Linked DNA regions of Homo sapiens: all the other regions are linked to region 1. Evidence: chromatin loops called from intact Hi-C (ENCODE). Cell type or tissue: OCI-LY7. All regions are shown on one strand. Links, peaks and the distances in the headings refer to the core of each region. The heading gives the core; the rest is flanking DNA.

The links. Hi-C counts contacts between places; a loop is a spot of excess contacts. Peaks named below come from ENCODE experiments on the same cell type or tissue, not always from the same donor. Only the 100,000 strongest peaks of a DNase experiment are listed, where the experiment ranks them.
Region 2: it touches region 1 in a loop (7-fold over the local background); 3 of 110 quality-filtered maps call a loop at or near these places.
Region 3: it touches region 1 in a loop (7-fold over the local background); 22 of 110 quality-filtered maps call a loop at or near these places.
Region 4: it touches region 1 in a loop (8-fold over the local background); 78 of 110 quality-filtered maps call a loop at or near these places.

The regions. Positions count from the first base shown.
Region 1 is chr6:73,176,841-73,184,447 of GRCh38, reverse strand. All of the region lies in intron 11 of KCNQ5 (potassium voltage-gated channel subfamily Q member 5), which reads right to left. Among named protein-coding and RNA genes, the nearest start is that of KCNQ5-AS1, 37 kb to the right of the region's middle. In OCI-LY7, for the core only: a CTCF peak has its summit at 3,216 (motif pointing right); DNase peaks (open chromatin) are centred at 3,257 and 3,567; H3K4me3 peaks cover 994 bases; H3K27ac peaks cover 871 bases.
Region 2 is chr6:72,518,926-72,526,532 of GRCh38, reverse strand. It overlaps the pseudogene LOC100422453. Among named protein-coding and RNA genes, the nearest start is that of KCNQ5, 99 kb to the left of the region's middle. In OCI-LY7, for the core only: CTCF peaks have their summits at 3,352 and 3,555 (motif pointing left); a DNase peak (open chromatin) is centred at 3,572.
Region 3 is chr6:73,322,079-73,329,685 of GRCh38, reverse strand. It overlaps the pseudogene SDCBP2P1 and the pseudogene PAICSP3. Among named protein-coding and RNA genes, the nearest start is that of C6orf147, 16 kb to the right of the region's middle. In OCI-LY7, for the core only: a CTCF peak has its summit at 2,875 (motif pointing right); a DNase peak (open chromatin) is centred at 2,905.
Region 4 is chr6:72,407,492-72,415,098 of GRCh38, reverse strand. No RefSeq gene overlaps it. Among named protein-coding and RNA genes, the nearest start is that of KCNQ5, 210 kb to the left of the region's middle. In OCI-LY7, for the core only: CTCF peaks have their summits at 2,516 and 2,729 (motif pointing left); a DNase peak (open chromatin) is centred at 2,708.

The sequences.
Region 1 (7,607 bases), core at 1,194-6,193:
ATGCCTTAGAATAGATTGAAGTTCTTCAGGCACATTTCAGAAAGAGCATAAGCCTCTGAGTTTCCTCCATGAATAAAAAAACTTTCTAAAGTAAAAGAAATGTTCACTCATTCAATAGTTAGGACCATGTGGGGTTCAGAAAAGTCATTTAAATAGAACTGCTACTGAAAATCATGAAAACATAATTTTCTTTTTCCTTAGATTGCTAACGTAATTAGGATCACACAAAGCAACAGCATTGCAAGCAACAACATATCATTTTGAGGAAATAAGGAGAAAGGCAAGAACAGTGGAAGTCAAGAAATATGTAATACTACAACATGATAAGCAGCAAAAGTAAAGAAAGACCTAATAGCAAAACAAAACTGTCCAGGGAAAAGAGAGGGAAGAGCCTGTTGGGATGGAATTATATTGGTTGAATGAAATTTACAGTATTATAAGACCATCAAGAAAACAGTGGAAAACATGTGGCTAGAGTCTAAAAAGAATACAACCTCAGTTTTTCATTCCTAGGAGATTGCTATCAGTGCTTCCAAAAATCACGTGTGCCTGTCTTGCTCTAAGCAGGACCAGGTGTGAGGGATGCTCTCTGGGGCTCCTGTTTTAGCCATCATACTCTGTGAATGAAGATGCCAGGTCAGTGGGGTCACATAACTTGACATGTTTACATTATTCAATTATCTCAGCCTCCCTCTTTCCACCCAATCCCCTCTCACTTCTTTCAGGACAGTACACGATTTTCATGATCAAAATAGAAGGTAGAGAGAGGAAAATTTGTGTCCAAGCTAAGTTTGAGAAAGCATCTCTGAGTATTTAGTATTGTCCTCCTTGCCCCCTGCAGCATTTTCTTATTTCTCTGGTCATCATTGGAATGCCTGGAACTGCCTCTGTCTCTATGATGCAATGAACTTAACCTGGGCACCCACTATCCATCTGCTGGACACAGAGCTGGATGGCGGGGATACAAAGGTGAACAAGACATAGATCTTGCTCTCTTCAACTTAATGTTGAGTGGGTCTCCAAGAGTTGTGCTTGGCTGGATGGCTGGTGCAGTGCTAAGTACTTTACCTGCATTCTGTCAACTTAAAACTCTAAGAATTTTCCACCTTTGACATTTGGGTCAAGTAAAGCTCAGGAGGTTGAGTTACCTGTTCAAGGTCACAGAACTAGTAAGAACAAGGTTACTGCAGATGCCAAGGCTCACATTTTTACCATTCCACTCACAGTGCTGCAACACAGAGTGAATCCCAGGCAGGCAACCTTGTAAACATTAAGGAGAATGTTTAGGCTGTCTATGGATCTGACCTCCTACTCTGCCTTGTATGCTCTGACATTCTCACACAAATGAATCCAAGGCCACATTAGTCATTTATTCATCTCTGTCCTTGTCTTTCCAGAGGGGATCCCATACTTGGAAAACATCTGCCTTTCAACCTGGCCACCTGCATTCTCTCATAAGGTCCCTTCTGGGAATCAGTCCATGGCTAATATGGGTTACCTACCTCCAGTAATTGTAATGTTTTCCCTTTTATCACAAATTTTAGGGGCTGTCTGCTTACTTTACCTCATTTGTAGGATATATACATCAGTCTCATTGGAGTCTGTTAGTTTTGCTTTACAGGGTATATTTTCCAGCAAATATATGTAATATATTCCCAACGTATATCATGAGCAAAAAGCTACCCAATTAGCCTTTGATAAGAGGAGAGAGTAGGCCATTATCTTGTTACTTGCAGGGAGCAAGGAAGCTCAGAGTTCAATAATTCTAGACACCAGGAAAAAATATGTGGGTGCTGAAAATTGAGGAAAATGTCCCAAAGTAGGTATCAACTACGAATTCAAAAGGTCTTTCAATTCTTCAATTTTTTTTCTAAGACTTGCATTTCATATACTAAGGGCTTTAACTACAGGATGAGGGGGTGGAGGGGAGACCAGAGGAGTAGGGGAGTCCTTGTTGGCAGGTAGAAGAGTGAAACCTGGTTTCATGCTTAGTTCTCACATAGGCTAGCCCAGACCTTCTGTGTCTTACTCTCTAAACACAGCTGGGAGCAAGCCCAGAGCGACTCAGAGTCTAGACAAGGGCCAGAAAGCTTCTTCTATAAAGGGCCAGGTAGTAAATATCTTATGCTTTGTGGGTTGTATGGTCTTTGCTGAAACTACTCAAGTCAGCCACTGTAGCATGCGAGCAGCCATAGGACAATAAATAAATGAATGAGTGTAACTACATTTCAATAAAACTTTATTTATAAAAACAAGCCCCTTGGGTTAGATTTTGATCCCCTGGCTATAGTTTGCTGACCCCTGGTTTAGATAAGAAGAGCTAAGAGAAAATGCCCTGAAGCCAAGAATAAATGAAAGCCCATGAACTGGCCTGGGGAAGAAGCAGAAGACCTTGGTGGCCTCTTACATGCTTACAAAAGAAGTTTGATATGACTTGTGTATTTCCTACTAGAAAGGAATTTCTGGGCAAATCATTCTAGAGTTAAATTAGGACCTTTAAGATACATTTAATGATTAAAATGATAATATTAGATAGCACTTTATAGTATAATCCTATGATAAGGGTACTATTGCCATCCCTGTTTTGCAGATAAAGAAACTGAGGCACAGAGAGGTTAAGTAACTTGCCTGATGTTAAACATCCAGTAATTGTGGAATTAGGACGTGAACCAGTTTGGCTCCAGCTTTGAGCTCTTAATCATAAGGTTCCTCTATTGTCTTAACATTAAGATCTTCATACTTTAACACAAAATAACAACAATGAAAAAGACACTTTGATATGATATGATTGTTTTTACTCACATGTGCCTGGCACATAGTAAGTGTTCAATACACTTTTGCTAAGTGAATGTCCTGTTTTTACTATGTCTCTCCTTCTTTGAGAGAGGTCTAAAGTTTCATGCAAGAAGTAGTTAAGAAGTTCTACTAATTTTTCAAAGGATTACCTTAGAAGAGAAAGGGAGTGCTGAAGTGACTGATTCATCCTTTCTTTCATGAATATTCATTAAGTACCTATGACGAGCCCTTTGGAGGACCAGCAAAAGGCTGAGGAATAAGTTACATACTCATCTGCTTCTTTTCTTCATGAGGGTAGATTGCATCACTGGGATTAATACAGCAGCAAAGAGCAAAAGACCTCTAAGGTTAGTCTCCTTTGATGCTGTTGGTTATGAAGAGACTAGGAGTCTAATAAACCCATTGCACAAAACTGATATGCCCCAGCAGTACCACTAGAGGGTGTAAAAGATTCATCACAAACCTAAACTAGTACCTCCTCTTGAAACTGAAGTCTGCTCATACAATTTTCTGAGCATGAAGAAATAACTAAAGCAAAGTGAAACTCTGGGTAGACGACATCTATATATACACACGAACACATGTGCACTTATAAGGAAATGTAGGTGCATTTGTTGTGCTGCCATGAGTTCTAAAATCTTACAAAAGTCTTATTCCAATCCTCTAAATTAGGGTAAAAATATTGCATATGAATATGCAGAGATAAGAACGATGAGAAAACAGAAGCAGCAGTGACTGCTGCCACCGCCAAACAGATGGACGGACCCAGCCAGCAGCCAAACCATGTGCAAGGGCGGAGAGGGCTCAGCCAACTGTGAACTGAAGAGGCAGTTTGATTGACTGTCAAGACAGCAGTACTTCCCAAGCTTGGCTGCTCTTTGGAATCACCTAGGGAGCTTTAAAAAATGCCTGGGTCCTACCTCCAGAAATTCTGTTTTAATTGTTCCAGGGCATGGTCCAAAGATTTTATAAAACTTTTCAGGTGATGCTAATGTGTGGCCAAGGTTGAGAGCCACTGGAGTAGAGACAGGATTGGGGTGATGGTGGCATGTGGTGGTGGAGTGTGTTGGGGGTGGAACAATCCCTGCTCTCATGCAAAGAAGTGATCATGATTCATGCCAGCTTGCAAAATCTTCTAAGTCGCACATGTCAGACCCATTGACATGGCATTAGTGTGCCTTGGTGTCAGACCTCTAATCAGAACTGAAATGCTTCCCCGTCCTTGAGTGAGGTCTGAAGTTTCATGCAAGAAGTAGTTAAGAAGTTCCATTAATTTTTCAAAGGATTACCTTGGAAGGGAAAGGAAGTGCTAAAGTGACTGATTCATTCATTCTTTCAATGAATATTCATTGAGTACCTATGACGTTGTGCTGAGTATTGTGTTAGGCTCTGAACTGTTAACTGCTGGGCGCTGGCAGAGTTAAAGAAGCCTCCTACGTGATGACAATGATCATTTGGTCCTTGGTCTCTTCCTCTCTACAAGCATGGTGCAAGACAATGGTTGCTGCGACTGTGAGCTCTGATAGGATTTGAGAGTTTCATTTGTCCAGAGCTTGGAGCTCTCTAGATAAGCTCCATGTGGCTGCCTCCCCTAGTGATGCCTGATGAGTGGGACTCGAGAATTTGTCCATTCATTCATTCATTCATTCATTCATCAAACATTTATTGAGTGCCTATTATATGCCAGCTTCTGTGCTAGATGCCAGGGATACAGCAATGAAGAAACAAATCCTATTGCTTGGGCACTTTCAGTCTAGTAGGGCAGACAGACAAGTAGGCAGACAGTTAAAATTCACTTTGTGATGTGCAAGGTGGTGGGAAGCCCAGGTTGATATGGGAATGCAGAAGAGGGGTGTTTAACCCAGACTGGTAGAGGTGATCAGAAATGATTTCTGGAGGAGATGACAGTGCTTTACCTACTCTGCACCCTCATTTATGGGGATATTATTAAGTTTCTGAAGGTTGCTGAATGGCCCCCTTGTGATTGCAGATCTTATGTTTGTGGGGTGGATGTGGGTTTCTCCCCCTTAACCCCTCACTTTATGTTGGTTATTTGGGTTAATTTACACTACCGACATGCATTCCACATCCCTCTGTTATGGTTTGAATGCCCCCTCCGAAATTCATGTTGAAATTTTATGCCTAATGTGGCAGTATTGAGGGGTGGAACTTTTAAGAGGTGATTAGATCATGAGGACTCTGGCTGTATGAATAAATTATGGATTAATGGGTTAATGGATTAATGAGTTATCATGAGAGAGGAACTGGTGGTTTTATAAGAAGTGGAAGAGAGACCTAAGTTAGCACTTAGCATGCTCACTCTGCTTGCTATGTGATGCCCTGTGCTGCCTCAGGGTGCCACAGAGAGTCCCCACCAACAAGAAGGCCCTCACCAGATACACCTGCCCACCTTGGACCTCCCAGCCTCCATAACTGTAAGAAATAAATTCATCCTTATAAATTACTCAGTTTCAGATATTGTTATAAACATCAGAAAACAGACTGAAATACTCCCTCTTCCAGTTTGGAAAATTCTATCTTCTGATTTCTGACTCTCCATGAGAAATACAGCATTTATCTGTCTTAAAAGCACGGACCCCAAGGCTCATCCTTCAGGTGACCCAGAGCCTTTTGATCACAGAATTTCCCCTGAGGCAGCCCTCACTCGAAATTGATCACGGGACAAATCCAGCAGACAACTAGGGCTGCAGAGCTTGATAATTTGGGTCACTATTGAAGGCATATGTGTTAGTTATTTAGAATACTTTTTAATGTTGTTTTCTTGTTAATACATAAACATAATTCAACAATATAGATTTGTATTTGTGTTTACAGTATTTAAACTCTGACAGTTTTATAATCTGCAAAGCAAGTTATAAAATTATATATCTAAGATTCCTCTACTCTTCTTTCATCTTAGATCGGGTTACTAGACAAGACCAAGGAACCCCAGGAGTCCCTGGATGCACTGATCTGTCTCATTTTCTTGGTTTTAACTCTTGATAGAGAAATGTAAATTAGCTCCACGTGTGTACAGTCTGTCTGATATTCTCACTGTAGGGGCAAGCAGATATTCCATTTGGCTCACTTAGGACATTCAGACATTCTGTGGCCACACTGTTTCCACCACTGAGAGTAGACTTGTTCTCCTAATGCTTGCCATTATTGTCCTTTATATGCAGGATCTAGTAGGCTCTCCTGCAGAGTTTTTGTTTTTTTTTAATGTTTGTAGAGATGGGTCTTGCTATGTTTCCCAGGCTGGTTTCAAACTCCTGGGCTCAAGCCATCCTCCCAGCTCAGCCTCCCAAAGTGTTGAAATTATAGGCATGAGCCACTGCACCTGGCCCCTCCTGTAGATTTTTGTTGGATTTTCTTTTAAGGGTATAAGAGTAGTAAAACCCAAGCAAGAACTTCCAGATCCGAAGAAGTCTTTCCTGCCAGGAATTTGTAAGCATTGATATGGCGACTAAATTTGGGGATTTTGTGTTCCTAGGAGTGTAAAATCTTGCATAAATTTTAAAGTGTAAAAAAAAAAACCAAATAATAAAGTGTGAAATGAATAAGTAAATAAATAAATTGACTATACATGTTGACTACTTTAAAATATTTTTAACATGGAATAGGAGATTCTATATTTTTAGCAAATAATAGAAAACTCAGTTTAAATTATAGCCAAAGAAAAGGTTTAATATCTCACATGCTACAAAGTAAGTGCATCTTCAGTGAAAACACTACTTTAACACAGCCTCGGAGCAAATGTAGCCACAACTAATTACCTTCAAAACAAAAACAAGCAAAAACAACATTCCAGGGAGTATATTAGCTGATTTTAAAGATATGTGCTAAATGATCCATAAAATGTTCTTTAGCAGCGTCCTTTACTGTAACATGTCATAGATTGGCTGTCAAGAATGTCTTAATAGTGACTTGCAAACAAAGACTCATCACCTCTGCTAAAATAGCAGAGATGCCATCAGCAAAATTAAGAACTGGTGATGATTAAACAGCTTGTAGATTTAACAAAACCCGCAATGGCAAACACGTGCCTCTTCTTTACTTGCGGAGTATTCTTGCCTGAAATATGAAGTGAGATGCAAGAAGGATTCACAGCTGAGATTGCATTTTAGGGATGGTCAAGATAATGGTCCCATACATGCCTTTCAGAACAGGAATAACACAGGGGCAAGAAAACTGAAAAACTTTATCACCCAACCCAGGGTAACAGTGAGGCCTGATTTGCATATCCACCTCAGGAACTCTGAAATGTCATTAGTGGTTCTTCAGTTCACTGATCAGATCTGAGCTATTTTAGAAGAGTTGATGAGCCTTTGCTAGTTACAAAGAAATTCTTGACACTTCATCTATGTTCATATTAGAGTGAGAGATTCTGGTAATTTAAAAAAGTGTTCTATTTACCATCTGGCTTCAAACCCTTTTCCTTCTACTGAATTTTTCTCCGAAGTCACAGATGACCTCCTTGTTGCCACTTTCAAAGGACCTTCTCACTCTTTATCTTCTTTGACCTCTTAGCAGCATTTAACAGCGTTGACATCTGCCTCCTACTTGAAACACTTTCTTCCTCTGGCTTCTCTTCTGTCACGCTCTCCTGGTTTTCCATCTGTCTGGCTGTTTGAATCTATCTCCTTCAGAGCATTCTTACTTTTGCAGCTCCTGTTTGTGAGCCTTAGACTTCTGTGTTGACCATCTTCTCTTTTTACTCCCTGGGGTGAGACTTCCACAAACCATTTATCTCTGTGCTGACAGCTACCAAATTTGTCCATATTCCAGACTGCTCTCCTGGGTGTCAGATC
Region 2 (7,607 bases), core at 826-5,825, 660 kb after region 1:
TATATGTTCTGGTTCAGAAGTTAAATTGTACAATTCCAGGGTACAGAATATTTGGCTTAGCTGATTGTGAGTTCAATGAATAAAAAGCAGATGTGTCTGCCAAGAAAGCTCCTGTGGTTTAGCCTGGGTTTATAGAAAGTGTCTAAGTGGTCTTGCTGGATTTTGTGTTGATTAGACATTACCAGGAAGCATCTGTTCAATGATAGCTGAGATTCCTAAAGGATGTCCAGAGGGAGATGTTTGGAATAGCTAGCTGTCTAGAAACCATATCACATGGTTGGAGAAATGGGATGTTTAACTTATAGAATGTAGATCTGAAGGGGGATACATGATGGGTGGTCTTTTAGTATGTGGGTTTTACACAGAAGATGGATTCAATTTCTTCTGTGTGACTTAGGAAAGCAAAGCTAGAACCAATGGGTCCAATGTTAAGGAGGAAGACATCGGCTTATTCTGAGGAATGATTGCAGATAATGTGGGGGCAGCATCCTGGTCAGGGCAACAGTTCCTTGTGGTTGTATTTAAAGGCAGTGAGTTATTACAGGAAAGCCAGACATCCAAGGCAAAAGGCAGTCTGGAAATAGTGTTTTCCATTGCTAGAGGTGCTGAGGAATTGGCTGGAAGATCAGTTTTCAGGAGTGTGGTTATATCTAGGAGTTGTTTAAAGCCCTCCCACCCTGAATTTCTGTGAAGTTCATCAAGGGGAAAGTCTGAAAAACAGGTAATTGCTAGATTCTTTTTAAATGGAAAGAATAAATATTCCTTTCATGTAATGTGTTCGTATGATCATTCTTCTCCCAATTTTGATCTACTTAGTAACAATAATCCCTTGTGTAAACATGATTTTCTTTGATGTTTGCAATGCACAATTATACTTCCCTAAATATAAAGAGCCATTTTAGCATTTGGAAAAACTCCTGCAGTTTTCTGTACCAGAGTACTGGGCTCTTCCCATACCATCTAAAAGTTATTTGACTCTTTGTAGCTATCCTCAACCTGGAACAAAGTTTTGAAAGGTGCATCATAAGAATAAAGTTACTTTACAAATGAGAAAAAGAATCTGCATAGTATACATTTTGTGACAATGGCTTAATTTCTATGAACAGAATTTCATTAGAGGTTGAAAGGCCTCACCATCTGGCACGACGAAACAATTTTAGAACTCTCTATCCTTGGAGAAAACAAGGAAAAAACTGTGGGAGTGATATTTCTTTCTGACAAGGGAATAAGAACCAAAAGATGAAGACAAAAAATGCTTCTTGGAAATTAAGAGAACCGAATAAGTGAGAAACACTCAGTGAGGCACAAAGTGAAATAAGAGGAAATAATTCCAGAGCCTGAAAAACATTTAAGCCAGGAGATAGTACTTTCTCATCGTAGTTTTCAACATTCTCTTCCAAGAGGGATATATTTTGAGTCCAAAGATTGTCTGGTTCTTATGAAATATGATTGCTTAGTTGAGCAAAGTGATCATAAGATCTCTATGTAAAGTGGAAGAAAAGCTTTGGTTTTAGGAGTCTTATCTGAAATGTACTAAATGTCACTCTAACTTAAAGGCTATTAGTAATCAATTCCTCTAAGAAGTCATATTTCACAATGTTCTTCTGTCAAATATCCTGGTTTCCTGGTTGCTAACAGCTTCCTCTTCATAATTGTCAGTATGACTTTCTCAAGAGGCTAAAGAGAGTGCAAAGAAAAATACTGTATATGGGAACTCTAGATTCTCTTTTATAAATGGTTTCTAGTGGCTATTAATATAGTCACATCCTTCCAATCACACAGCACCTAGTTCAGTTCTCAGCATACATGGACACTCTCAACATGTCTTTGGTGACCAACTCTTAGGAAGATAAAAGCCAGGACAACTTGTTCACATTCAGTTTTGCCTCAAAATAAAGTCTTTGATTGAGTTCATTGGGAAAAATGTGTTTAGTAGGCAGTGCAGCCAAAGATAAAACTAACTTATTACCTGGGAAGATTGAACATGGGTGTTTTGTTTTGTTTTGTTTTGTTTCACTGCTTTAACATGAATCACTGTGCTCGACTTTGAACTGGTAAGTCCCTTGAGACTAGTGGCTTTCTTAGAACGATCACTTAGGTATCAAAGGTCTTCCTTTGTTAACTCGGGTAGGTGACTATGTCTCCTCGGAGACACTAAAGCTCAATGATGAAGAGAATGCATCTTCTGGGCTTTAGGGGTTTGACATCTGCTGTGCCAGCAGGAGCAGGTGGGTGGCAGCCACCTAAAAGCTCCCTGGGCTCTTTATCCTCTTAGGCGATGTGATGATTAATATCAGGTGTCAGCTTGACTGAATTGAGGGATGCCTAGACGGTTGGTGAAGTACTGTTTCTGGGTGTGTCTGTGAGGGTGTTGCCAGGGGAGACTGACATTTGAGTCAGCAGACTGGTAGAGGAAGATTCACCCTCAGTGTGGGTGGGTGCCATCCAATAGCTGCCAGGGCCACTAGAACAGAGCAGGCAAAAAAGAGAGGATAAGCAACTTGCTGAGACTTCTTGCTCTGTTTCCCTCTTTACGAGCGGGACTCTTGCTTCCTCTCTTCCTGCCCTTGGACATCAGACTCCAGGTTCTTTGGTCTTTGGACTCTGGGACTTCACCAGAGGCCTCCTGTAGGCTCTCGGGCCTTGGTCTCAGACTGAGGGCTGCACTGTCAGCTTTCCTAGTTTTGAGGCTTTTGGACTTGGACTGACCTGCGCTATAGGCTTCTCTCTTTCCCAGCTTGCAGATGGTCTATTGTGGGACTTTGCCTCGTGACTGTGTAAACCAGTTCTCCCCAGTAAACTATCTTATACATATACATATACATATACATATACATATACATATACATATACATATACATATATTTTATTGGTTCTGTCCCTCTGGAGAACCCAAATGCAGGTGAGAATTAGAAATGGTCATTGGACGGATTTCTTTTTGTGTCTGCATAAGATCTTAGATTTTGGGACATTTCAGGGAGTAGAGGCCATTAGCTTAGATTGGAAAGATACTGGGCTTCCTGCCGAATTCAGCAAGGAGGCAATTGAGTTGGTGTACATTTGCTTTGGAGCTATCAAAGAGGTGTGAAGATACTGGCTTCTTAATACTGCATACATTTCTTGTGCGAGAAGAAGGAGGATCGATTTAAAAATGCTAACTGATGACAACGGCCCTCTTTACTCTCCTCCACCAGATGGGATATGGAGAGAAGGAGTAACTATTTTTTTTTTTAAAGGCCCAAAGTTTATTAATTCTTCTCCCACCCCTCCCCATGCCCTTGCTGGGATGCTGGCAGGAGTCACTAGGCCTCTGAGCATCTCAGAAGCTGCCCTCGTGCTCCAGAAGGTCCTCATCTTCTTGCTCATGGAAAAGATACAGCAGTCATGGCTGGCGTCAATTACCTTCTAGTGTGTGCAGCCTCCCCTGGCAGTGCTGGCATCAGGCCCAGAAGTGTGAGAAACACTCCTTCTGGGCATTCAGGTGGGACACCTGCCTCTGATACAGTTTCAACTTCTGGGGCAAGCAGAACATGCACCCGGCCCTCTGGTGGCTGATCACTGCAGCCCTTGCCTCATTTGTGCTGGTTGGTGACGCTGGAGCTGGAGGTCGCCACCTTGCTTGTCAGAACCACATTGTAGCATTTGCATTCCCTACGCAGCAGCATGGCCTCAGGACAGCCCTCCCTCACCCAGGATGGGCTTCCAGATGTGCAGGACTGGCTTGGCAGCTATGGTCCCAAGAAGCACTTAAGTGCAGATCCTCATACTTCTGGCAGGCAGCCAGGCTTTTGGCAGAAATGGTGGTGATCACCTAGGGGACTTGGTGGCTCAGGGTGAGTGCACCCCCACGACATTGTTTTCTCATCTTCTCAGTCAGTTCCACTTGGGCCTGTTAGCTGTTGGTAGTAATGTTTGTTTTGTTTTTTTAAATTCATTATGAGATTTATTTATATTTCACCCGTCAAAAGCCAAAATATAACAAATTTCACTTTCCAGAAAGTTGTCTTATACATGAAGTGCATTCAATACAAGAAAATAAATCAAGTTTCTCTGACCACCGGTGAGATGGATAAGCTTTAATCAGTACCCTCAAATCAAAATTTTCTCAGATTTCTTCCCAAACATCCACAGAAATAGTCTCAACCCAGGAAGGTTTGAGATAACTTTTTCCAGAAACTACAATGAAAAAGACAACCTTAACGTCTGGGTTAGAAAAAGGTAATGTCCCAAACAGGCCCACTCTTCTGTAGGGAGAGGACAACAGCAGCAGTGTGCAGACTGCAGGCCCAAATCACTTTTGCCATTTGCAACCTCAGCTACTGACTGGAAGAATGTTCATATTCAGATTAAAGATGTTTCTAATTAAAAATGGAGCCTAATTCCATATTTCTTTTGATGCATATTCCTTTTGGTGAGTTGTAGATGGTGTTCTGTCTCAGTTCTTCCAGGTTCCAGGCTCTCTTTTTATCAGTATTTTATGCCCAAATATCCTTGGGAATAGATTATAGAGAGAATCTATTATGATCTGAAATAGATTATAGAGAGAATGTATTATAACTTATAATAGATTATAGAGAGAATAGAGAATGTTCCTGATGACTTAATTCTGGCCCCAACACCATTGTCTGTATTATTGTGCAATAATAACCTATCTTCAGGAGCCCCTGGATGACTAAATGCACCCCTTACCTCTGTTGCTGTTACCTCCACTGATAAAGACAGGTGATTCTGGGTTGAGTTTTATGGGTGGTCTAAAGGCATGCGTCTTCACAAGCACTGGGGTGAGTAGTGGTTTTATATTCAGAAACACTGACAAATTCCAGAGAAAGCCAAAAATCCAAAACCTAAGTAGTGAAATCATGGGTAACTTGAGGATGTCAGGAAGGGTAATCAGAGAATGGGAATCATATCTGCGGGGCAGCGTTAGCTGAGTTACTCTCCAACAGTTTGGACATATATCTATATACATGTGTTTGTGTGTGTGTGTGTGTGTGTGTGTTCACATGTGTGTGTGTTTATCAACTTAAGAAGTGTCTGGTGATACTGAGATGTTTGATTGTATATAAGAGAGCTAATTACAAGGTTTTTGTTTAAGGATGGGATCATAGACCAGTAAACGTTATAATGGGGATTCTGAAATGTTTGGATTTGTTGGTCTTTTCTCTAGGGTAGTTTAGCTTCTCCTGAGGATTGCTCTCTCTCCTGACTGAGGGATATAATATTGGCACACATCCTCTGGGGATCTGAGAAGCACGCAGGGGAAGGGGACTGGGCATGACATTTCATTTAACGAACTTGAGCATCCTCAGATTTTGGTATCTATGGGCGTCCTGAACTGAATCCCCAACAGACACTGACGGATGATTCTACTTATCTTGCCAATTATAAGATCATATTGTTGGATGCTTTTAATTTATTTTATTGTTCTCTAAAATATAATGTTATTTTAAAATAAGCAAATTAATTTTAAATAGCCAAGTATTTTTAAGAAATTTAAAATTCATAATTTGGCAGTCATATCCCTTTACAATTACCTTAATCTGATTATCATTTTTAAATGACTGATATTTAAGCATGATAGTTACTTGCCTGGACCCTCCTTTTCTGTGGACCTTGTAATGGAAAACAACCCAAAATGAATAGGAAGCCCGGCAAGCAATGGCAGTACAAATTCTCAGACGCGTTGCTGTGCTTGATATTTCTTGATCAAATTCTTTATTGTGGATAAATTAAACTAAACTAAAATATATAACATATACAACACTTCCATAAAAATAAATCTGTTTAATCTGATAGCACACATTAGGTTTTTGTCGTAATTTAATTTTTGAAGTACAATTAAGGATGTTTTCTGCCTGGTGCCATGGCTCACGCCTTATCTCAAGACTTTGGGAGGCTGAGGCGGGTGGATCACTTGAGATCAGGAGTTCGAGACCAGCCTGACCAACATGGTAAAACCCCCATCTTTAATAAAAATACAAAAAAATTAGCCTGGCATGGTGGCGCACGTCTGTAATCCCAGCTACTGAGGAGGCTGAGACATAAGAATCGCTTGAACCCAGGAGGCAGAGGTTGCAGTTAGCCGAGATCGCGCCACTGCACTCCAGCCTGGGTAACAGAGCAAGACTCTGTCTCAAAAAAAAAAAATTGTTTTATAGTGACTCCCATGTGCTACTTTGCTCTTGGATTGGTAAGGCAAATTTACTTCTCAAGAATTCTGCATACAGTTTTTGTTGTTGTTCACCTTTGAAATATAGAGAGATGTTGGATTCCCCAGCAAGTCAGCAAAACAAAAGAGTTCTAGGATAATGACAGCATGAGTGTTGGTGCTGAGAAATCCCTTCTTTGAGTTATCATGAAAAGAAATAAATAGTGAAAAATATGTTTCTGGTAGAAACTAAAGATACAAATCAATTATATTCTCAAATCTATCAGTACCTTCTTTCTCCATGCATTGGGAGCATTATGATGCAATAATGTAAAGCAATTGCCAGGGTGGATATCACAGTTATCCCCAACAATTCCTTTATTTATCTCAGGATGGAAAATGGAACCCTGAAATCCAGGTAATGGACCAATCACAGTTATTCACATGGATTTATTTCCCTTTCATCTGAGCTTAACTACATTTTAATGCAAAATATCATTAGATATAAAAAAGAACAAGTACCGATTCATGCATCCTGCAATATGAAATAAAATTTCCTCCCCAGTGACTGGTAGAACCTGAAGAAATAGTATATACCGGACTGGAATGGTAGTAGCTGACCCAGAGATAAATTTTTTGTATACAAGCAGTTGTTTGCTAAATGGACTGGCATGAAACATTCTACTCAAATGGGGTCAAATGAGACCAATTTTATTATCTTTCTTGGGAACCTAAAATGGGTAAGTAAAACATATGTCAAAAATTATTTTTTCCTGTTTCTTTTTACTTTTTAAATGGATTACTAGAAAATTCACAATGATACGTATCAACCCCCAAATGAAATCCTATTATATGTTAGTAGATAGTATTTATTATTTACTTATTATTTCGTAGAGAAAAGAAAGCTCATTCAATGATTGATTATTAAATAGTTTAATAATTAGTAATTACTCTCTAATAGATTTTTCAGTAAATAAGGCCAGTGTAGTCCCACTCTCACTATCTTGAACGTAAAATAATTAAATGTTTATATGAACAGCTATTTCAAGGGAGGATGTTCAAATGAACACAGAGAAAGATTTATGGCATCACAAAAATGGAGGTACCTGGTTGAACCTCAAGCTGGTGCTAACAGTCCTCCAAAATGTTATAGCATCCTGGAGCAGCAACTGCAAGAATAAAAACAGGGAAGCCACACCAAAAGAATCCAGGCAGATTAGAAGCAGAAAAGCAGAAGGCAGATTGTCAAGGTAGTCATAATTGCTGTATAATGTAGTCAATCCTTTGCATAGAGCCAAATGCACATGCAGAGATTAAAACTGTAATGTGCACCTAGAAATGAACAGCCTACCACACACAAAATAGAGAATATAGTCAGGACAAGCAAAGAGATTATCCTCTTAGCCACACTAAGTGTCATCACTAGTTTCTCAGTGAGGAAGATTTAGAGACAGATAGC
Region 3 (7,607 bases), core at 779-5,778, 150 kb before region 1:
ATGAAATCAAGCTTCTGACTTGCAACAGTGAGTATACCGAAAGTTATAGGCTAGATGGAAGATTAATAAAATTGGGAGCACTCTGGTTTTTATGGGAATGGCCATGCGATGTACAGGGAGAAATGGACAGTTGAAAATAAGAATCTAGCCAGGCACAGTGGCTCACTCCTGTAATCCCAGCACTTTGGGAGGCTAAGGTGAGAGAACTACTTGAGTTCAGGAGCAGGAGGCAACCGTCAGCCAGGATTATGCCACTGCACTCCAGCCTGGGTGACAGTGAAACCCTGACTCAAAACAAACACCACCAAAAATCAAAAAAGAAACCAAGTCTAGAGGCACATGGCTGGGAATCAGTAATGCTAGTTTTAGCTGAGAGAGTTAAGATCATCCAATCAGTATTAAGGAAGAAACTCAATACTAGAGACCACCAATACTTAAGAAAAACGGGTAAAATCAGAGGAATGATAAAGACTGGCTGAAAAATGTTGGTGTCTAGCTCAAGAAACGATGGGTTAGGTGGTCATATTTATTAATATGGATCTAGGGAAGCATTCATTCACTAATAAATTTTACTTGTGTTCTCTAAAATAACCTTTTCATCTTGATTTTCCTGCAGCTAAATTAGAAATTTACAGTTTTCCCCCTAAAAAATGCAACGATGTTCTTTCTCATAAATTACATTATCTGATTTTCTTGTCAGCCAGCTTCAAGGAAATCCATGTGTTCAAAATGCCTGCTTGCAGTTTGCCCCATACCAAATGGTTGTTTAATCCAAATACTGAGCCGCAAACTGACCTAATCCTTCTGGAGAAAGGATGGTTGAACAGCCAAGACCACTAGGTACTCAAAGAGAGACCACATATCCTGAGCTCCCCAGTCTGGTGTGAGGGGAGGACAGCTGATAACTGGATATGCAGTGTTCCCAGACATCACTGGTCCCAAACCATTGCTTCTGCCTGCCACTGCCACAAGTACAACAGCAATGCCATCCCCTTCACACGCAGCTTTAATTTTTAGGGTTTCATTTGGTCCTCTATGTGTGGATAGTTCACATGGAGTGCCAACATTTCTACAGACCTTGATGTTTTCACAGTGACCAAGATCAGAAATAGAGCTCATCAATACTACAATTGTGCACTAACTTTCCGATTTCAAAAGCAACTTGACTCTCTCTGCAACCCACTCAAAGCTTTTCTTTTCTTTTCTTTTTCTTTTTCTTTTTTTTTTGAGATGGGGTCTCACTCTGTCGCCCAGGCTGGAGTGCAGTGAGGCGATCTTGGCTCGCTGCAAGCTCTGCCTCCCGGGTTCAAGTGATTCTCCTGCCTCAGCCTCCCGAGTAGCTGGGACTACAGACGTGCGCCACCTCGCCCAGCTAATTTTTGTATTTTTAGTAGAGACAGGGTTTCACCATGTTGGCCAGGCTGCTCTCGAGCTCCTGACCTTGGGTGATCTGCCTGCCTTGGCCTCCCAAAGTGCTGGGATTACAGGCATGAGTCACCGTGCCCGGCCTCAAAGCTTTTCTTTACCATTTGGAGCCCTTCAGGAGTTACTTCTTTGAGCTCCCAGTAAGACTGTTTGTCTTTCTGTTGGCTTCAATCTCGTAATGGCCAGTCTCCAGGAATCATCAGCAAGAACCATTTCTTTGGTGGTTATATCAACACCAAATTCAATCTTCATATCAACCAGGGTATAGTTCTGGGGTAACCAGGATTTCTCCAGTATTTCAAAAATAACCTGTGTAGCATGACTCATGATATCCCCTTCAGTTTGGCCTATAACAAGTCCAATAAAGCAAAATTTTGCAACAATCAACTGTTCCTCAGATCATTGTGGGTCATTATTGGCATCATCCTTGAAAAACATCTTCACTTTAGATGGATAAAACTTATATCCTTCCTTGACACTGGGATTTATTTCTTTCGAGAAACAAACCAGTTGCTATCCTGCAAACCCATTCAATTGGAACCACTTCACACTAGGGTGCAATGAAAGCTGTCTCTCCACATTTTCTGGTGAAAACAGTTTTAATACCTGCTTCCTGTAACAACTGAAAACCACCCTTCCAGGTGATTTTTTCTAGCTGCATTAACCACTGCAATTGGGTCCTTGGACTTCAGGAGGACTTTTCCTGGACCATCTAACAATCTGTAGACTTCTTTTGTTTTACCTTCATACAGTTTTTGTTTTGTTTTGAGACAGAGTCTCGCTCTCATTGCCCAGGCCGGAGTGCAATGCCACAATCTCGGCTCACTGCAACTTCTGCCTCCAGGGTTCCAGTGATTCTCTTGTCTCAGCCTCCCCAGTAGCTGGGACTACAGGTGCCCACCATCTTGCCCAGCTAATTTTTATTTATTTTTTTGAGACAGAGTTTTGCTTTTGTTGCGTAGGCTGGAGTGCAATGGCACAATCTTGGCTAACTGAAACCTCCTCCACCTTTCGGGTTCAAGTGATTCTCCTGCCTCAGCCTCCTGAGTAGCTGGAATTACAGGCGTCTGCCACCACGCTCGGCTAATTTTTGTATTTTTAGTAGAGACAGGGTTTCGCCATGTTGGCCAGGCTGGTCTTGAACTCCTGACCTCAGGTGATCCGCCCAGCTCGGCCTCACAAAGTGCTGGGATTACAGGCGTGAGCCACCACGCCTGGCCTCATACAGTTTTTTTTCATGTTCAGTACCTCAGGTGTCGCCATTATCCTGAGTGGGCTGAGGACTGCGACTGTGCTGGGAAGAGAGCAACCATACATACGTATTTTAACCTAGTGCCTGTCCTTTTAACAACATTTGGGTCCCCCTCTATCTCCCTATTTTCTGTTAAGATGTCTCACATTTTTGCAAATTTGGTAAAATTCCTCATTTCAGGGGGTTAATCCCATTTTTGGCCACTAGGTAGAGCTAGAATCTTATTTATGGTGATTCTTAAGCTTGCTGTTTTTCAGTGTCTTATTTAGGAGGCAAAGAAGCCTTTGTCTTAGAATTTTTAGGACACTTTTTCAGAGCAGTCTTCATCATAAACTCCTCCAGAGATCATCAAATACATAAAAGGAAAAGAGAAAAGGGAAGAACTTCCAAGTTCATTTACCAATCATCTTTCAGCATAATAACCATCATTTACATAAGGACAAACTTCATTAACTGTGGGAGTCTGGGTACAGTCAGCCTCCTTCTGCAGTTGGTCTAAGATCCTTTAAGGTACTTTGTAGCCAAAGTCAAGAACACTTCATTTTCTTTACCAGGGCCTAAACTGATTGATTGCATCCTTATTTTATTTTGTTTTGTTTTATTTTATTTTATTTTGAGATGGAGTCTTGCTCTGTCACCCAGGCTGGAGTGCAGAGGCATGATCTTGGCTCTCTGCAACCTCCGCCTCCCGGGTTCAAGTGATTCTCCTGCCTCAGCCTCCTGAGTAGCTGGGATTACAGGTGTGCATCACCATTCCCTGCTAATTTTTGTATTTTTAGTAGAGACGGGGTTTCACCATGTTGGTCAGGCTGGTCTTGAACTCCTGACCCCATGATTTGCCTGCCTTGGCCTCCCAAAGTGCTGGGATTACAGGCGTGAGCCACTGCACCTGGCCAGAAGATAAAGATTTTGAAGAACATTTAATTTCCTCATTTCTCCTACCCTCTACCCTGTGGATTGTAAGTTGTAGAAGTTCTTTTTTGGAAGGGAATGGCTCAATACTTGAGTGCCGTGCTCTCCTAGTTGTCATTTATCAAACTATTATTCTCATATATAGGAAGAATTGTCACATTTTTTCTCATATGTAGGAAGAACAGCCATGAGTCAGCTTGCTGAGTCTGATTGGTCCAAGGGCTTCCTGGCACACTGAACCCCAGCCATGCGGAACTCCAGCTCTGTAGAAGAGGAGCAGCTATCACAGCAGTTTGAGTAATTGCAGACAAAGGTGAAGCAAGAAGAGAACAATATCAACAACTAGCAATGATAAAAAAAACAACCTAAATTTACCTGGAACTTTTTTTTCTTCTTTTTTTTTCATGGAGTTTCGCTCTCATTGTCCAGGCTAGAGTGCAATGGCACTATCTTGGCTCACTGTAACCTCCGCCTCCCATGTTCAAGCGATTCTCTTGCCTCAGCCTCCCGAGTAGCTGGGATTACAGGTGCCCACCACCACGCCCGGCTAATTTTTGTATTTTTAGTAGAGATGGGTTTTCGTCATGTTGGCCAGGCTGGTCTCGAACTCCTGACCTCAGGGGATCTGCCTGCCTCAGCCTCCCAAAGTGCTGGGATTACAGGCGTGAGCCACTGCGCCTGGCCTACCTGGCACCTTTATGAACCTGGGAAGTTTTGCAGTTTTATTCTCTGTTAAATGCATATCTGTTGAGCTTTTTCTGTTATTAAAATGTATTCCAAGATTTCTATTTTTTTTTTTTTTTTTGAGACGAAGTCTTGCTCTGTCACCCAGGCTGGAGTGCAATGGCGCGATCTCAGTTTACTGCAAACTCTGCCTCCCAGTTCAAGCAATTCTCCTGCCTCAACCTCCTGGGTAAGTGGGATTACAGGTGCCCACCACCATGCCCGGCTAATTTTTTTATTTTTAGTAGAGATGGGATTTCATCATGTTGGCCAGGCTGGCCTCAAACTCCTGATCTCAGGTAATCCACCCACCCTGGCCTCCCAAAATGCTTGGATTATAGGCATGAGCCACGGTGCCCAGGCTTAATGCTGTATTTTTTAATACACACACAGTAGAGAAGGATATAAGATGACAAGTAAAATACCCCTTCTTAACCTACTCTCAAGCTTTTTTCCTTTCCGTATCTGGCTATAGAATTTGAACTCATTCTTTTTTTTTTTTTTTTTTTTTGATATGGAGTCTTGCTCTGTCGCCCAGGCTGGAGTGCAGTGGCAATCTTGGCTCACTGCAAGCTCCACCTCCTGGGTTCACACCATTCTCCTGCCTCAGCCTCCCAAGTAGCTGGGACTACAGGTGCCCGCCACCATGCCCAGCTAATTTTTTTGTATTTTTAGTAGAGATGAGGTTTCGCTGTGTTAGCCAGGATGGTCTTGATCTCCTGATCTCATGATCCGCCTGCCTTGGCTTCCCAAAGTGCTGGGATTACAGGAGTGAGCCACCGCGCCCGGCAGAACTCATTCTTTTTTTAAAAAAAATTAATTATTTTTTTTTTACTTTCTATAACAAAATATTTCAGACAAAGATAGAGGGACCAGTGTAATGAACTTAATTTACCTATTATCTAGCTTCACCTGTTATCAATAATCTTGTTTTTATCATATTTCCCATATCCAGATTGAAGCAAATTCTAGACATCACATCATTTTTTAAAAATTAAAATTAAATTTATTATTATTATTGTTTTTATAGAGGTGAGGGTCTCACTATGTTGCCCAGGCTGGTCCCAAACTCCTGGGCTCAAGTAATCCTCCTATCTTGGCCACCCAAAGTGCTGGGATTATAGGCATGAGCCACTGCATCTGGCCCACATAATTTCATTTGTAAGTATTTTATAATTATTCAATTTTTATTAATAGATTTTAGGTTTTAGAAGTTCTTTTTAAGTTTGTTTACAACAAAATCTTTATTCAAAAGACTGTAAAAGGTTATAATTATTATAGTCGGACAAAGAGCAAATAAAGGCAAATAAAAAGTTCTCAGAATGTAGTTTCCTTCTTTTAAAATATGTAACTGTTTTCTTGGGATTCAATTGCACGTTTAAGTGTTTAGCCAGCCTGCTTCCATGCCCAGCAGTTAAGCCAGCACAGAAGGTCAAGTGTGAGCATGGTGGCTCATGCCTGTAATCCCAGCACTGTGGGAGGCTGAGGTGGGAGGATTGCTTGAGTCCAGGAGTTTGAGACCAGCCTGGGAAACTTAGTGGGACCCTATTTCTACATAAACTAAAAAAAAAAAAAAAAAAAAAAAAAAAAAAAGCACAGTGTGATAGCATGCGCCTATAATCCCAGCTACTCGGGAGGCTGAGGTGGGAGGATTGCTTGAGCCCTGAAATGCAAGGCTGCAGTGAGCTATGATCGGTTGCCTGTGGGCCCTGCCCAAGCCTCAGCCCAGCTAGGAGTATGAGGCTTTAAGGAGGCCTGTGTGTACAAATGACAGACTCACACCATCTGATGTCCACCCATCTGGAATACATCCCCTCAACAAAGCCTTGTCCTGGGGCAGCAGGCAGGCTGCAACCTGTCATTCAAGAGTGGCTGGCCTTTCCTGCAGGAGGGTGGGAGGGCCTAAGCTGCCCTCCTGTGGCTTCAGGCATCTGGGATGAAGTGGTCCATATGTGGTGGCGATGGGTCAGGGAAAACTTTTTGACTATGTGCTCATAGATCACAGTGGGGATGATGATCAGGGTGACAATGTTCCTGGCTGTGGCCAGAATCTCTGAGATCTCTTTCAGCCCAATGACACTCTGCACAGTGCTTGTTAAACGTTCTTGAACCTGGCACACATGGTGGTTGGTGAAGAGTCCTTGAGGACCACAGAGCTCCCTTTGACCACAGGGAAGACCTTTCCCTTCTTGATGATGAAGCCACCATGGCTTGTGCTGTCCTTGTGCATGGTGACAATCCACTGGACTATCCTGTCCTGAATGACCATAACAATCTTCTTGGCCAATTCCCTCTCACATCTGCCAGATGGGCTTTTTCCATGTTCCACTTGGCACAGTCATGCCCATCAATCTGTAGGATTTGGTCCCCAAAGCACAGCAGCATGAGGGATGCAGTGGTGTTGGCCTGGACCACCTCACCTGCACAAAGAGCCCCTTGTTGGTGGTCTGCAGCTGCAGCCCAGTCTTGCCATGTTTGTCTTTGCACAGGTGGATGTTGTGTACCTGGGCCTTGATCTCATACCACATGCCCAGGCTGTTCCTCCACCCCCTGGGCTGGCTAGGAAACTGAGACAGCAGTTTGCAGACACCAGGGGTGCAGGGGGTCAGCCTGGCCTATGGGACCTAGTGCTTCAGAGGTTACTGGGAAGCAGGGGTAAGGGTGGGGAAAGGAGGACAGAGCGGTTCCTGGGCCCAATTTCATTCTCAGACCACACACTTCACTGAAAAGTTTTAAATTAAAAAAAAAATTGAGCAGATAGTACCATTCCATACTACATAATCCCAGTTTCCCCTGTTAATGACATCCCATATTATTTATTTATTTTTTTTTGTCACCCAGGCTGGAGTGCAATGGTGTGATCTCCACTCACTACAACCTTCGTCTCCCGGGTTCAAGTGATTCTCCCACCTCAGCCTCCTGAGTAGCTGGTTCTACAGGCGCATGCCACCACACCTGGCTAATTTTTGTATTTTTAGTAGAGACGGGGTTTCACTATGTTGGCCAGGCTGGTCTTGAACTCCTGACCTCATGATCTGCCCGCCTTGGCCTCCCAAAGTGCTGGGATTACAGGCAGGAGCCACCACGCCTGGCCTAATAACATCCCATATTATTAAGTGTATCATATACATAGTTAACAAATACATTTCTTACAATTAAGAATCAATAGTGATAAAGTTCATACTTACTCAGATTTTCTTTTTTTCTTTCTTTCTTTTTTTTTTTTTTTTTTTTGAGATGGAGTTTTGCTCTTGTTGCCCAGGCTGGAGAGCAATGGTGCGATCTCGGCTCACTG
Region 4 (7,607 bases), core at 838-5,837, 770 kb after region 1:
TCATTGCTAAGAGTTTCTATCCAAATGAACTCTGTTGGAGAAGATGGATGTGATTCCTTCTAGTAGCCATTATTTACTTTTGCTCTGGTCACTGAAAATACGTATTTCTTATATAAAATGCTGCTCTCAGCTCCACCAATCAACCAAGAACCCAGACAGTCTCAATCTCTTCTGTAGCAGTTTCCTTGGCAACCAGGACCCAGCCAGGGAGCTCGCCAACCCACAGTGGGACCAAGTGAAACCCTGCAGCACTGTCAGGCACTCTCTGCTTTTAAATAGTAAGCGACCACACAAATGCCAACCCAGCTGCCATCATTCTCTATTTGTAAAGCACCTTCCATCTGGGCACCTCAAAGCGGAATGCTTTCACAACAGGGGTCTTACCTGATTGAGATGAATGTTATCATTATTCACATTGTTCCTATAAGGAATCAGGGGTGAGAAAAATCAAAGGATTCTCCAATGGGCTCTTTTGTCTTTCTTATCTTTTAATATTTTCCCTTTCCTTTTTTTTTTTTTAAACCAATGTTTCTGGCACGCCCTTGCAGTTACTTTTTCAGTTGTCTTGGAAAATGCCACATTAAAAGGCCAGAGTCAAGATCACAGTACTTACTCTTCCTCAATCAGGGCAGCCCCATTGATCTTTCATAGTCATAAAAGGTGAACCCAACTGATGTCTAAGTCAGGCACTGCTCCTGAGGTTCATAATCTGGTTTGCTGGGGAAGGAGGGTGGATTGTCAGCAAAGGAGGACCACATACTGGGTAAAAGTGCCTTCTTTCTCTCCCTGTGCCAACCACTGCTCACACCTGATGCTTCCTATGGAGCTAATTATGAGAAAAATATTTAGGACTCCCATTTTAGTGAATAAAACTTACCAAACGAGATTATTTAGAGCAGGGCTTCTCAAACTTTAGTATCTCTATGAATCACTCGGGGATTTTGTTAAACAGCAGAGTCTGATTCAGTCAGTTCGGGGCGGGACCTGAGGGTCTGTATTTCCGACAAGCTCCCAGCTGTTGCTGGTGCTACTGGTCAGAGGACTGGACTTTGAGTCGCACGGGATCAGGTTCAGTGTTTGTTGTTTACACATACTCACACACGCCTGTATGTGCTGCAGAAGTGGACGAGAAAGAAAAGCACACCTTTCATTCTTAGAGGGTTTTATATATTTAAAAACACTTTGATAGACATTTCTCTTAGGCAAGCAGGGTAGGTAGCATTATCACAGTTTTTTCTGCCCAATGGTATATAGTTATATAATCTCATTAACTATGAGGTTATAGATCCAATTGCTCATACCTGTTCACCACAAAAGACTAATTGAATTAGAATATGTTTGTATTATAGTATTTTTGTTAATATTATGGTATTTGTACACAAATTAGAGTGTCGTTATTAGATTGTTATTAATCACACACATTTTGAAATGCTGTAAATCCTAGTGGGTTCAAGTTACTAGGGAGTTATTTCACAGATTCCACAGAGGGGTTCAAAGAGACATCTCTGGGGAGAGAGGGTGCCTTTGCCAATGATGCATCTCTAGAAGCTCCCACATTCATAGTCAGGTGAACTTTGCTGCTTTGTCCTGATGTTTACTGGCTTTTCTCCACATTGATTGAAATTCCATAATCATGGTGAGAATAATTAGAGTGGTGTCAAGGAATCTCCTACCTCCCACCTGTAGTGGGTTGAATGATGACCCCCATCCCAAAATAAAAGTCCACTCAGAACATCTGAATGTGATCTTATTTGGAAGAAAGGTCACTGCAGATATAATTAAGGTAAGGATATTGAGATGAGAAGGCCTTGACTTAGGGTGGGCCCCAAGTCCAATGACAAACGTCCTTATAAGAGATCAAAAAAGAAGAGAGGGGGCACCTGGAGGCCATGTGAGGATGGAGGTAGAGACTGCAGTTCTACTGCCACAAGTCAAGGAGTGCCAGTAGGCTCCAGGAGCTGGGAGTGGGCAGGAAGCATTCTTCCCTGAGGCCTTTGGAGGGAGTGTGGGTCTGCTGTCACCTTGATTTCAGATTTCTGGCCTCCAGAACGGTAAAATAAGTTCTTGTTTTAAAAAGAAGTTCTTGTCGTTTTAAGCCACAAGCTTTGGGTACTTTGTTGTGGCAGCCCCCGGAAAGAGTGCGCAGCCCCTTACGCACCTTCCAGTGGTGGCTCATGGTCCAGCCTTGAGAAGTTCTCTCCCTGCTGCTCATGCCTCCTCTCTGCCCCCCTGTCCCGGGTACTTGGCCTTGGCGTGGCCTGTCCACACATGGCTGTGCTTGAGCATGGTGGCATTGGTCCCAGGGACAGGGCAACTTTATTCCATAAGTGGAAACGACAGAGATTCTCTGACCACACACACCTGGGGACTGGAAATGAACCTATAATCTCAAGGGAGGTGAGTCAAAACTCAGAATTCATTCACCAAAACAAAACCTCTTGATTGATTCTTGGTGGAGATAAAGATGAAAAAGATTTGAGTATGCATATAATTATAAAATACTTATACTGTATTCTCAAGCAGATATTTTTACACCATATAAAAGGCAGTTGCCCCACAAGATTAGTCCTTAACCTTAAGGTTTAGTCAGTCCTAGTTAAATTTTCCCTACTGAAGGCTAGCGCATCAGCATTGACTCTCAAAAGATCCCTCTGCATTCAGCGTCTTCTCGGACCTGCACGAAGCACTGCTGCCATCTTGTGGCTGAGATGCGCCACTACACCCGCTTATTTTATGAGGTTCTAGCTCTCACCAACAGAGGGCAGGGTTGAGGCCCCTGCCTGCAGACAAACCCTTGTTCATAATTTTGAGCCAAATGCTAGTGTGGCAGAGTGAGATTTCTTTTTAAACTAAATTTTGAGAAGAACCAGGTAATACAACTGCTATTTGCCTGTTAATAAAGCAGGGGAAATTCACAAATATTTCACAGCCTCCTAGGAGGTGAGAACATGCCACTAGATACACTATTTTGAATTTCCTATTTTCCTACTTCCTATCCATCTGATGCCCTAATGGCAGCTAACAGGGAGGAGTCCAGCGTGGGAAGGTGAGGAGGGTTGGGATTGCAGGAGGCCAGGTGATACCCTGACACTGGGCTTCCTGTTACCTTTGGAACTGAGAGGCAATCCAACCCTAAAGTGGTAGAACTTTGTTTAACTCTCCAACAACTAGGGTTCTGATAGCCTGATTTCCTAGGAAAGAGGATTTATGTAGCTCAGAGTTATATTTGGTTTGTGGTTGCTATTAGAGTAAAAGAATCAGGCCTGGTGTGGTGCCTCACACCTGTAATCGCAGCCCTTTGGGAGGGCAAGGCAGGAAGACTGCTTGAGGCCAGGAGTTTGAGACCAGGCTGGCCCACATAGTCCGACCCCCATCTCTAAAAAAAACTTAAAAACTAGCCATGTGTGGTGGTGCATGCCTTTTGTTCCGGCTACCGAGGAGGCTGAGGCTGAGCCTAGAAGTTTGGGGCTTCAGTAAGCCATGATTGTACCACTGCATTCTAGCTTGGGTGACGGAGCGAGATATTGTCTCAAAAAAAAAAAAAAAAAAAAAAAAAGAGAGAGAGAGGGAGAGAATCTATCTTTCTTAGTCTCCATCTATCTTTTCACAAAAGTGAAATTTGCCTGACTGACCCGCATCAACATCCCCCTTCACCTACCCCCAATAAAATCGTCAAACAGAGCAAAGCTCAGAGCAAGAGTGAAGGTTCTGGGGCCTTCCCATTTGTCCTGCCTCCTTCCTCTTCCATCATTGTCTAAAGAAAGGCTCAAAGAATGTTTCTTAATTCTTTATAATTGGAAAGCTTTCATCAAGAGTGTTTTAAAGAAAAAGAAGTGCATTTCTGGAGCATTACTCTAGGGTCACCAACTTATCAATTTTAATCGATGAATCAGAGATCTAGACTGAAAAATCATGAGTGTTTTTGCTGGTTTTACTTAGTAGATAGAAAGGCCAGTGGAAAGTGTGGCCCGTCACAAGGCTCTGCTTTCCAGGCCTGGGCATTCAATCTTTCTGTGCAAACTGAGCTCCTCCAACCCCTGCATCACTTGGAGGTGGGACCGGCTTCATAGGCCTGGGTCCTGGGCAGTCACACCAGCCCTCGCACTCAGGAGGCCTGCTCTTGGCTTCACGCTCTGCTGTTGCTATCTTGAAAATCTTAAGAATTTTTTAACATGCGGGCTCAGATTTTTATTTTGTACTAGACCTCGTAAATGACATAATAGGTCCTGCCTGGGAGTGTGTTAGAGATGCATTATCTGAGGCCTCATCTTGGACTTCTAAAATTGAATGTGTATTTTAACAGGATCCCAAGGTAAATGGTTGCAACTTTAAAATTTGAGCACTGATCTTAGCTGCCTATGAAGTTGTGGTGGCAGAACGCAGATGAGTGAGCAGGGGGTGAGTCCTTGGCAGAGAATGCAGGGGAAGATCTGCCTTCTCCTCTTCAGAATGGAAGAATCAAAAAGCAGAGAGCCTGGGGGTGGGGGGCACTTGGGAGATGATGAAATTCAGGGAGAGAGAGGAGAGTAAGTGGAAATTGTTTTACAGTACAGGAACCAGCTCTCATAAACCATTTCCTTTATAACTTGGTGACCTGTCATAAATTTTTGAAAAACTTAGTTCTAACATTGGAGCACAAAAGTGAAATTGAACCATGACTGACCACTGTTTCTCTGGCTTTAGGATATAGCCTGACCATTGTTGAGCTATTGCTCTACTATGGAATGAGACAGGATTCCCCATTGATCCAAGTTGCCCTTTATCCCTCCACTGTTTCTAGACATTTTCCCCTCTGTTACCCTTCTAGCTCTCAAATCTCCAACCCTTCCAAACTCAACATGCACACTTTGCTTTATGTCATCGGGGGGTTACACATTTACAAAAGAACATCTTGGAAAATACTTTTACTTCAGCCTGTAGCTGCTTTCAGAAGGATAAGAAAACCCCAAGGAAAAGGGGACTCCAATAGTTTAACTGCCAGAAATACAGGTGGTGGATTTATAAAGTCAAAATTAATTTGTAATTTTAAAATTTACTGTTGCTATGATTTAGAAAAAAAACCTTCAAATAGGAGTGTTTTTTTTTTTAATTTGTGTGTCATAGAGCACTTCATATTGGTTACTTGCAATTTTATTGAGCCCAATTATTATACTTCCAGTGTAGAAGTCTCCACCTTAGTGTACATGGTTGAGAAATCAAACAATATATTTGATATAATACCGTGTTAGGTCATTCTTGCATTCCTATAAAGAAATACCTGAGACTGGGTAATTTATAAAGAAAAGACACTTAATTGGCTCACGGTTCGGCAGACTGTACAGGCAGCATGGTGCAGGCATCTGCTTGCTTCTTGGGAGGACTCAGGGAGCTTTTACTCATGGTGGGAGGCAAAGTGGGAGCTGGTACTTCGTATGGGGAAAACAGGAGCAAGGGCAGGGGGAGGTGCCCCACACTTTTAAAGGACCAGATCTCCTGAGAACTCACTCTTTGTGGTGGGGACGTCACTAAGCCAGGAGGGATCCATCCCCATGACCCAAGCAGCTCCCTGCAGGCCCCACCTCCTACACTGGGGATTACATCTCAACATGAGATTTGGAGGGGACATCCAAACTATGTCAGATGGTGAAATTAGACCAAAGAAAAGCAGAAGCCACACAAAACAAAAGTGTTGTTTTTAGAATACAAGCTAGCATGAAAGAAAATCCTGGCTAGGGGCAACAAAATCATAGACTTTATTTTGATTCTCAACTGAAGAAATAGCTATGGATCCCTTTAGCATTATAACTAGCTGTTTTGGGAGTTGGAGGTGAAACTTTGGGATTTATGAAAAGGAGATTGAGTTTTTGTAGACTGAACAGCAGTGATCCAGAACAATGTGGAGTCCTCAGTTTCTGTGTTGTGCATTCATTCTACCATCTTGTGTTTGTGTACAGTCCCTGTGCCATACACTAAGCTACTTGTTTATGTCATTATTTTTAACTTGAATTATTTCAAAGGGATTTACAAAGAGTTTCAAGAAGCTGTTTCATAATAACATTATTGGAATAAATCATAAAAAGAAAAAATACATACTAGCTGTGAATTCTTTTATGATTGATGTGAGAGTATAATTGTTTTACAAAGTCCTGGAGAGACAGGGTAAATTAAACTCGTATAATGGGTTATTATACTATTCCTGCAATAGTCCCAGGCAGGAGTTCAGGAAGTCTGTGAACTAAAAGAGAAAAAAGTGCATCTTTTCTTTTTTCTAATCTCTAATTGTAATTTAAAATTTCTTTCATTTATCACTGTAGGTAAGAAACCACAATAGCATAGTAGTACCTGTGACCTTGCTGTCAGTACAGAATCACACATATTCATAATATCAACTAGTATTTATGCTCATCACAGCTTCAAAAACACTGTAGTTATTGGACCTGTCACTAGATTTCTTTTAATACCTCAGTAAAGAAGTCATATGTATTGCTAGATGACAAATTTTTGTTTTATTTTGTTTTTTGAGACAGGGTCTCACTGTCACTCAGACTGGAGTGCAGTGGTGTGACAAAGGCTCACTGCAGCCTCTCCCTCCCAGGCTCAATCAATCTGCAAGCCTCAGCCTCTCAAGTAGCTAGGACTACAGGTGTGTGCCATCGTGCCTGGCTTTTTTTAAAATTTTTATTTATTTATTTTTTTTGTAGAGATGGGTTTTTGCCATATTGCCCAGGCTGGTCTCTCAAAACTCCTGGGCTCAAGTATCCGCGCGCTTCAGCCTCCCTAAGTGTTGGGATTACAGGTGTGAGCCACCACGCCAGACCAAAAATTTGTTGTTAAAATGTTTTTAACTCTTTCAATATAATTGGCTTCATTTTCCTCCTATGTACTTTTTAAAGGAGTTTAACTTCATTATTCTGAGAAGGAGTCTATAGGTATCACCAGGCACCAAAGGGAACCAAAGCATATGAAAAGTTAAGTGCCCTATGGTAGAAGCAATCCCACTCCTCGGTATATACCCAAGGGAAAAGAATTCATTCTATCAAAACAGACACATCCACCCATATGTTCATTGCAGCACTATTCAAAATAGCAAGGACAATGGAATCAACCTAAGTGCCCAACAGCAGTGGATTGGATAAAGAAAATGTGGTACATATACACCATGATGGAATACTATGCAGCCATAAAACAGAATGAAATCATGCTCTTTGCAGCAATATGGATGGAGCTGGAAGCCATTATCCTAAGTGACCTAAGGCAAGAACAGAAAACCAAATACTGCATGTTCTCGCTTATAAGTGGGAACTAAACACTGAATACACATGAACATAAAGATGGGAACAATAGACACTGAGATCACTAGTGAGGGGAGGGAGGGGCCATGGGCTGAAAAGCCATTTGTTGGGTGCTATGTTTACAGCCTGGGTAATGAGATTGCTGACACCTCAAGCCTCAGTGTCATGCAGTTTATCCATGTAATAAACCTGCACATGTACCCTTTAACTTGTAATAAAAGTTGGAATAAAAAAAGAAACATGAGAAGCCTCTAAAATTACACTTGATCCCATTCCATACTTTTTAACAGACTGAAAATGCCTGTTCTATGATAAAAATAAAGAATAGTATATTTT